Regions from separate parts of the Homo sapiens genome. Here region 1 is linked to region 2. Evidence: chromatin contacts called from ENCODE Hi-C or POLR2A ChIA-PET data. All regions are on one chromosome and are shown on one strand. Each heading gives the region's core, a stretch centred on a gene start or an enhancer-like site at or near the end of the contact. The rest is flanking DNA. Distances are from core to core; before and after follow the strand shown.

Region 1 (3,552 bases), core at 948-3,447, 41 kb after region 2:
ACAAAAATTAGCTGGGCATGATGGCGGGTGCCTGTAGTCCCGGCTACTCAGGAGGCTGAGGCAGGAGAATCGCTTGAACCCGGGAGGCAGGCAGAGGTTGCAGTGAGCCTAGATTGTGCCACTGCACCCCAGCCTAGGAGACAGAGGAGACTCCATCTCCAAAAAAAAAAAAGAAAGAAAAAAAGAATGGAGATGGTTTCATGTCTATACATTGAATTCCAGAGGTACAAGGGAAGAGTTTTGAAGGCTGCAGAGGGATGAGATATGGCGTCAATAAAGCAGATATACATATCTATTAGAAAGGAGCATCTCGGGGGTGAGGAATGACCAGGGAGTCCAGGGCTTCAAGTGGTAATTGGCTTACACAGAGCTGAAGGCTGTAATGAGATTAGTCCAGAGGATCTCAAGGAAAATAATGCCATGGAGACTGTGGGCATTAATGGATAGGGATGAGCAGCGGTCCTGCAAGAAAGAAGCAAGAAAGTCTGGGAGTTTCTTCAGCATTGCAATGGAGGCAGGAAGACTGGGGGAGGGGCACTCAATTGGTCCCTGTGCTATCCTACTCTAACCTCCTACTGAAAGACTGACATCCAAAGGAATGTAAAATGGCTTCGTTCCAATTTCATTCCTGTATATTGACCACTTCCCTCCTGCATTCTTTTCCAGAACCTTGGCCAAAACCATTCAGAGCCAGCCAGCTGTTACATAATATTCACCATTTGTTTTATTTGTCATTACCCATCAGAACCATTGGAATGATACCCACTGGCCAAAGACCCTTGGGCCCATATTCAAAACCAAAAAACTCAAGAATGAAATAACTGGAAGACCACTGATCTGGGAGCTATTCCTTAGGGTAGGGAGTGCATCCTGTGGAACAAGGAAAGCAGCTGGGAAAAGGAATTACTCTACTCAGGCATGGATTCAGGCTGAGGCTCCAGGGTTAAGGAGCCACTACAGAGTCAGTCAAATCCCTTTGGCTGTTTCCAACATTTCTCATGAGGCGTTTTGCACAAAGACTGTGGTCTTGGCAGGCCACTCACCCCTGAAGGGCTCAGAGTAATAGGATAATTCAGTAGTATGTGGTTACAAGGTGCCACAACCCTCCTGGATAGCTGACATTTTCAAGAGCAATAAAAATACCTGGACAAAGGTTAGAAAGTTCAACAACATAACTCTAGAAAGTTCAACAACATAACTCTAATCACTATCATCAAAAATAACCACTATTAATCATACGTGTGACTTCTTCTGGAAAGAGTAAAATTTTTGGCTATACAGTGATGTAAACTTAAAATCTGACCATCACCCCTATTTTAATTCAACTCAACAAATGCAAACAAATATTTCTTTAGTGCTTATTATATACAAGGGCCTGTACTACGTATTGTGTGAGACAGGAAAAAATGGCAATGCTTTTTTTTTCCATCAAGAATCTTACAAGAGAGATGAATGAGTAGTGAGTTATCTATATTACAAGGAAAAGGCTGGGTGCAGTGGCTCATGCCTGTAATCCCAGCACTTTGGGAGGCTGAGGTGGGCGGATCGCTTGAGGTCAGGAGTTCGAGACTAGCCTGGCCAACATGGTCAAACCCTGTGTCTACTAAAAGTGCAAAAATTAGCCAGGCATGGCAGTGTGCACTTGTAGTCCCAGCTACTCAGGAGGCTGAGGCAGGAGAATCACGTGAACCCAGGAGGTGGAGGTTGCAGTGAGCCGAGATAATGCCACTGCACTCCAACCTGGGTGAAACAGACAGACTCCGTTTCAAAAAAAAAAAAAAAAAAAAGAAAGAGAGAGAGGAAGAGAGTTGTCTACTCAGGATTCAGCCAGATGCTGACTCTGGAACAAAAGTTCAAGTGCAAGTAGTTGGGACAGGAAGGAGACATTGACAGAGGACTGAGACAGGAAGGGAAGAGAGCCAATAAAGGAGTTATCAAGCCAGTTGCCAGTGTAGGTGTCTGAGCTTATTCCCACTAGGGAAATGCTGGGGGGTATTACTGAACACATGCTTCAGGGCTATCCCACCCTAGTGCAACGTAGCTGAGGTATTTATCCAGCATCTCCTAGTCATTGGTTGAGGGCAGCTCCTGGCTTGTGTCAATTCCCCCATACTTTCAGCCTACAGCACTGGCAAATGTAATGAAGCTAAATGGCCAGAAAAAGCCCTCAGGCAAGAAAAAAAAGTACTGCCATGGCAGTTGGAAATCATGAACTGAAATAAGGATGAGGAGATATGGGAGAGGTATGAATCACATCTGTTACAATTGTAACTCGGCAGAAAGGTGAATACCTGAGGGACAACACAAAGAGCTCTTAAGTCTTGCTGTTATAGAGACTTTACAATTCAGGAAATTTTTTTGACTCGACCCCAGTGTAATGAACATTTATCATTCTTACCTGGCATCTCTGCTATTTGAATGCCTTTCCTGTTTAGAGGGACTTTCCCACTTTAGAGTTATGTGTCTCCTTAAGACAGAAACAAAAACCTCTTTTCCCAGCTTCCCTTGTAGCTGCAGAGTAGGCATGTGACCTAGGCTCTGCCAGTCAGATGTACCCATGCAAGACTTCCCTCAGAGGCTCATAATGTAGATGAAGCACCGATCTGGTTAGTCCTGATGAGGGTGGTAGCAGAGATACCAAGCTTCCAATACAGCAGCTGGAAATGGTCTAGCACCTCCTAGTGTCAGAGGTGAAAACTGTGTTATTTGCGTCCAGGCACCAGGAGTGCTATCTACACTGGACCAGTCCTGCAAAGTAGCCTTTAAGTTAAAAAAAAAAAAAGTTTCTGTGAAATACCTAATATCCTTTATAAATTACTTATCTAATGAAACAGACTAGCATGTGGTGTTTGCAGCAAGGAAGCTTGATGATATTTAAAAAGGAAAAAAAAGATTTGTATAAGCAGAGAATTTGGGGAAAGGAATTGCAAGGTCAGGAAACAGCACGAGGACAGGTATGAATGTGTGAAGATCCAGAGTGTGTAGAGATATTTGCTGATTGGTGTGGCTGAGGAAGAAAGGAACTCAGAACTAAGTGTTAGATGGTTGTATGGTTCATTAGGGATCCTGGCAGAGAGCAGCATTGTGAAACTGAAACCATACTTTGAGAAACAGAGGCTTATATCCAAACTGGACACTAACTGTGATGAGAAAGAGCAAAGTGGTTGGAGTGGATTTTGTGGCTTCACAGCAAGTGTGGTTGTTAAACAAAGGTAATGCAATAATCAGCTAGACAAGGCAAAAGGGGGAAGGTCAGAGTGGCGCTGTGGAAAAGGATTGGGCTTCATTATGCTTCAGATCTCGGTTTGAATTCTGTGGCCACGTATTACCATAACATCTTGAATACTTCATTTAATCTTCTTGATCCTCAGTTTTCTTATCTTTAAAAACATAACTAACAAAACCTAATGTCCTACCATAATTAGCTTAAGACATGTAATCCAACAGAGCAGATTCATCGATCTTTGCAAAGACCACACAGCAGAAAGACGTCTCATCAAATGAGAAAAAAAGATAGATTTTTAAACAGGGTTTTGGGGAAGGGTAGAGTTA
Region 2 (4,025 bases), core at 312-2,811:
CATCACACTATATGCAAAACCTGAAGCTCAGAAAGGTTGAGAGACTTTTCCAAAGTCACACAGTAAAATACCAGCAGATATCAGATCTGAATTTCTGACAGCTTTTGCTATTCTCAGTATCACACTGCATCCAAAGGAAGAAGAATGAGAAGTGGAGAGCAGATGCTCCTTGCTCTGATTTTGCTCATTTACCCTTCATTACCATCTACAGGATGGAGCTACCTGGTTACCTGAGCCAAGGAAATAGAATACAGTCCAATTTTATAAGGAATGGCTGAAAGACTTTGGTTTCAGACTTGTTTATTTACTCATTCAACGAATAACTAACCAATATTTGTTGAGTGCTTTCCAGTCACAGTTTAAGGCACAAAAGCCAGTAGTGAATAAAACACACAAGATCTCTGCCTTCAAAGAGCCTATTATCATCAACAATAAAGAAATAAGCAAATACATGAACAAGAAAATTTCAGATGGTGGAAAGTGCTTGAAGAAAACAAACAAGGTAATTGATAGAATAACTGCAAAGGAGGGTCTATTTTAGCTGGGCTTTTCAGAACAGGCTGTGCTTGAGATAGTGACAGCGAGGAGCATGAAATATGGCTGGAGATGGTGGAGAGACTGAAGGCAGCTATCTCAAACACGTCAAGAGTTGTCATGTAGAGAAGTGTGCTTGCCTCATGCTGACTCAGAAGGTGAAGTGAGAAAAAATCTGAGTGCAAGACAGAGGTTGAATTCAGATCAGTTTAGGGAAGAACTTTCCAACCTAGAAGAAAAGGAATTAATATTTACTTGAAGCGTACTATGTCCTAGCTTCCTTATTTGTAATATTTTGTTTAATGCTTTAAAAAACTGTAGGTGGTAAGTGAAACAATATCTATTGGAAGGAGCGATCTCCCCCTCTCAAGAAGTATGCATGCTCCCTGGCTAAGATAGAGACAGATGAGTGAGGGGTTCCTTAACCTTGCGGATCCGTGCCCCTGCAGATGCTGCCCTAATTATGTCATAGAAACCAATGGAAAAAGGAAATCAGATTCCCCAGATTCCACCCCCGCCCTCGCCCCAGGTAGTGAAAAGTTAGTGAGACTTCTTGAAAAACAATAGGGTGTTTCCAGGTTAACTAAGCTTTAACCTTTAACCAAATTCTCAGGAAGGGCTTCCCTGAATATTCTCCCTGTGGAATGCAGCAGAATGGCACTCTAATGCCTCCCTCAAAGAGAAAGTGATAAGGCCATGAGCTGCTCTTGAGGATGAATACCAGCAGGAGTGGGAAGGGTGCTGAGCTACCTGTGACCTATAGAAACTCTGCCTGGCTCACTTCCCTTCATTAAGAGAAAATGTGCTTGATTCACTTCAGGAAAATGAGATTATTTATGAGAAAGAAGTACCCTTGATTGGAGGCTCTTAAACAAGTGGCTTTCCAGAGAGAACAGTTAAGTCTCCACCACAGACAGCCCTGGGAAGAAAAAGACAGCCCTAGATATTTTGGATAATTTGGGCATTGACCTTCCTGAGGACTAGTGCAAGGAATGAAGTAAATGAGCTCGATTCCTTTCATTCTGTGAGTCATAGCTTCGTCGAAATTACTCAATTGTTGATCCCACTTGGCTCCACATGGAAGGCAAAGTTCAAGCTATAGTACAGGTAGCAACATGATCCGTGTACAATTGTGCAAAACACAAAATTCCCATAGGCCAGGCACACTCCCATTGCCTTTGGATGGTGGCTCATGAAGATACAACCATGTCCTCTGTCTTTTGTCCTATCCTAAGTTGTTATCTCTTAGGCCATAAACTACTCAAAGGCCCAGTCTTCCCTTCTTTCTAGCACCATGCCTGGCAGAGAGAGAGACAAAAGGCACCTGATTAGTGTATGATAAACGAATAAAGTTTCATAAGTCCTACTTTTCAGATCCTAATAATAGCTCCCAGTGCCCGGGAGTATGCTGAACACTTTACAGGTATTACTGCATTTACTCCTTAAAACAACCCTGTGAAATGAGTACTATTGCCATCATTATTGTTTGAATCATCACTATTTTCACATGAAGAAAGATCTAGACTTGAAGCCACTATGCTATAATGCAGGTTGGTTTTTACCCTGTTGATGTGGGATGTGCCACAGGCAGCATGTGGCAAACCTGGAGACTGCTTTGTCCCAAACCAGAGTCAATGTCTCAACTTACACCATTGCCAGTTTCTTAGTAATTTGGGCACTACGTGGGTAGAGGTGACACTGTTGAATAGAGAGAAAAAAGCCAAAAGGCAGGAGTAACTTTTCTGCCTCTGATTTTCCCTTGCTCTTCTCTGTTTTCCAGTGCTACCAAGGGGCATACAGACTGAAATCTCCATATTAAAGTGAATCCACAACTTGTAATAACCAGTGTGTGGGGGAGTCTAGGATGGCAGACTAGGGTTTTGATATCTAATAGCAAAAGATTTTTTGCTTCTAACTTGATAAGGTGTGAAGACTTTTAGCACTTTATATATGAAGCCTACATCTCAATTTATTTTTAAAGTGTGACCATTTCAGAGTTTACTAAGTGCTAGACACCATGCCAAACCCATTCGGTGCATTATCTCAATTAATTCTCAGGACAACAAACAGCCCTACCAATTTAAATTGTTTTCCTTTAGCTTCAATGTAACGTATTGGCCTGTGGGGAAATGAGCAGGTAGTGGTGACAGCTAAGGGCTGGGCACTCAGCTACAGACAGGTGGAATAAATTTAAAAGTTTTGGCAGGTGATTTTCATCAAACAATGCAAAAAGAACTGTCTCCTTGACAACCTGCATGTCCGTCTTGGTCAACTCCTGATGAACCAAGACAGTCACAGGACTTCAGAACCCTATGCAGCCATGGGGAGGAACCACACTTGGTTCTGAGCTAGCAAATCTTTCACCTCAAAGAGTGCATAACCCAAGAGAGAGATAAGTTATCTGTTTTACAGCAGGAAACACACACACACACACACACACACACACACACACACACACAGATCTGGGTTTCAGTTTCATCTTTAAAAACTAGGGTTCCTGAACTTCTTCATCAGGCAAAGCCATCACAAACCTACAGACCACCTTTTCTTGAATTAGAAGAAGACACCCCTTTTGAGAAAACTTAGTGAGTTTGGTGCAGTGCTTGGTGAGCAGACTGTAACGCTTGTGTCCTTTGCTCCAGGATCACGCAGCTCTGTGCCACAGTCCATATCTCAGTGAAAAAAAGCACAGGTCTGTATTTCATTTCTGACTTGTCCTGTTGGCAGACACCCCCAAACAACCTGCATAAGTGTATGCAACAGGGCCACCATCAGGAACAATGTGAATGTCCCAAAGTGACAGTCCGGGGCCCCAGCCCACCCACAGATGGGTTTTGTTATCCCTAATGATGTTTGAAAGAATTTGAATTGCTTGTCAACCTTAAAAATTAGGAGATTTCATACAAAATCTAGAGTTCAAGCTTTTCTTGAAAAATGAGATCTGGGCACACTGGCTCTACATTCCTGCATTGCAAATTAAATTGGAGCTAAGCAGTGCTGCCTATTTATGTATGTACTTAAAAATTTTTATAGTATATTTTAGATTTCATTCTCCATTAGCATATAAAAAGCTACCATTTTATTTTTATTATTATTATTTGTATCAGGTTTTTAAATAGATGGTCCTTGTGTTTGGCATAAAATCTAAAAGATATGAAATGGTCTATACACACTGTTCCCCAGTTCCCCAGATGCAACTGCTCCAACCATTCTTATGTGTCCTTTCAAAGGTATTGCATCCACACACTACAAAAACATATGCAGTATTTCTAAGACACCATCAATTGCAAGATGCACCATTATTTTGTGTTCACTAAGAAAAAAAATTCCAATAAAATCATGACATTGTGCCTTAATGATGGTCCTGCCTGATCCATACATCAGTCAAGTCAGCCCCTCATTGCTTTGAAATTTGTTTCATCTATTCTAAGGGGCTGGACATTTTTCCTGCCTTCTGTTGGACCACTTGGAGTATGGCAGCCAATCCTTTT

What was found. A loop is a pair of places that touch in the nucleus more often than their neighbours do. ChIA-PET counts read pairs that join two places held with the same protein, here RNA polymerase II (POLR2A). Pooled maps may share reads with other maps.
Region 1: a map of PC-3 shows a loop between it and region 2 (2.9-fold over the local background). The contact joins two enhancer-like sites. A Hi-C loop is called at or near these places in 6 of 168 maps with a recorded cell type or tissue (Caco-2, Calu3, K562 and 3 more) and 7 of 50 pooled maps. POLR2A ChIA-PET finds 5 or more read pairs at or near these places in 4 of 52 experiments (Caco-2, K562, MCF 10A and 1 more).

What each region holds. Positions count from the first base shown.
Region 1 is chr5:36,457,059-36,460,610 of GRCh38, forward strand. No RefSeq gene overlaps it. Among named protein-coding and RNA genes, the nearest start is that of SLC1A3, 150 kb to the right of the region's middle. Within about 2 kb of position 2,198, at least 2 of the 41 ENCODE cell types and tissues checked have a DNase peak (open chromatin) inside an H3K27ac peak, as active enhancers do; they include PC-3, where a contact is called at or near this core.
Region 2 is chr5:36,416,775-36,420,799 of GRCh38, forward strand. No RefSeq gene overlaps it. Among named protein-coding and RNA genes, the nearest start is that of RANBP3L, 120 kb to the left of the region's middle. RefSeq lists an enhancer at 756-1,955 and a silencer at 2,733-3,027. Within about 2 kb of position 1,562, at least 3 of the 41 ENCODE cell types and tissues checked have a DNase peak (open chromatin) inside an H3K27ac peak, as active enhancers do; they include PC-3, where a contact is called at or near this core.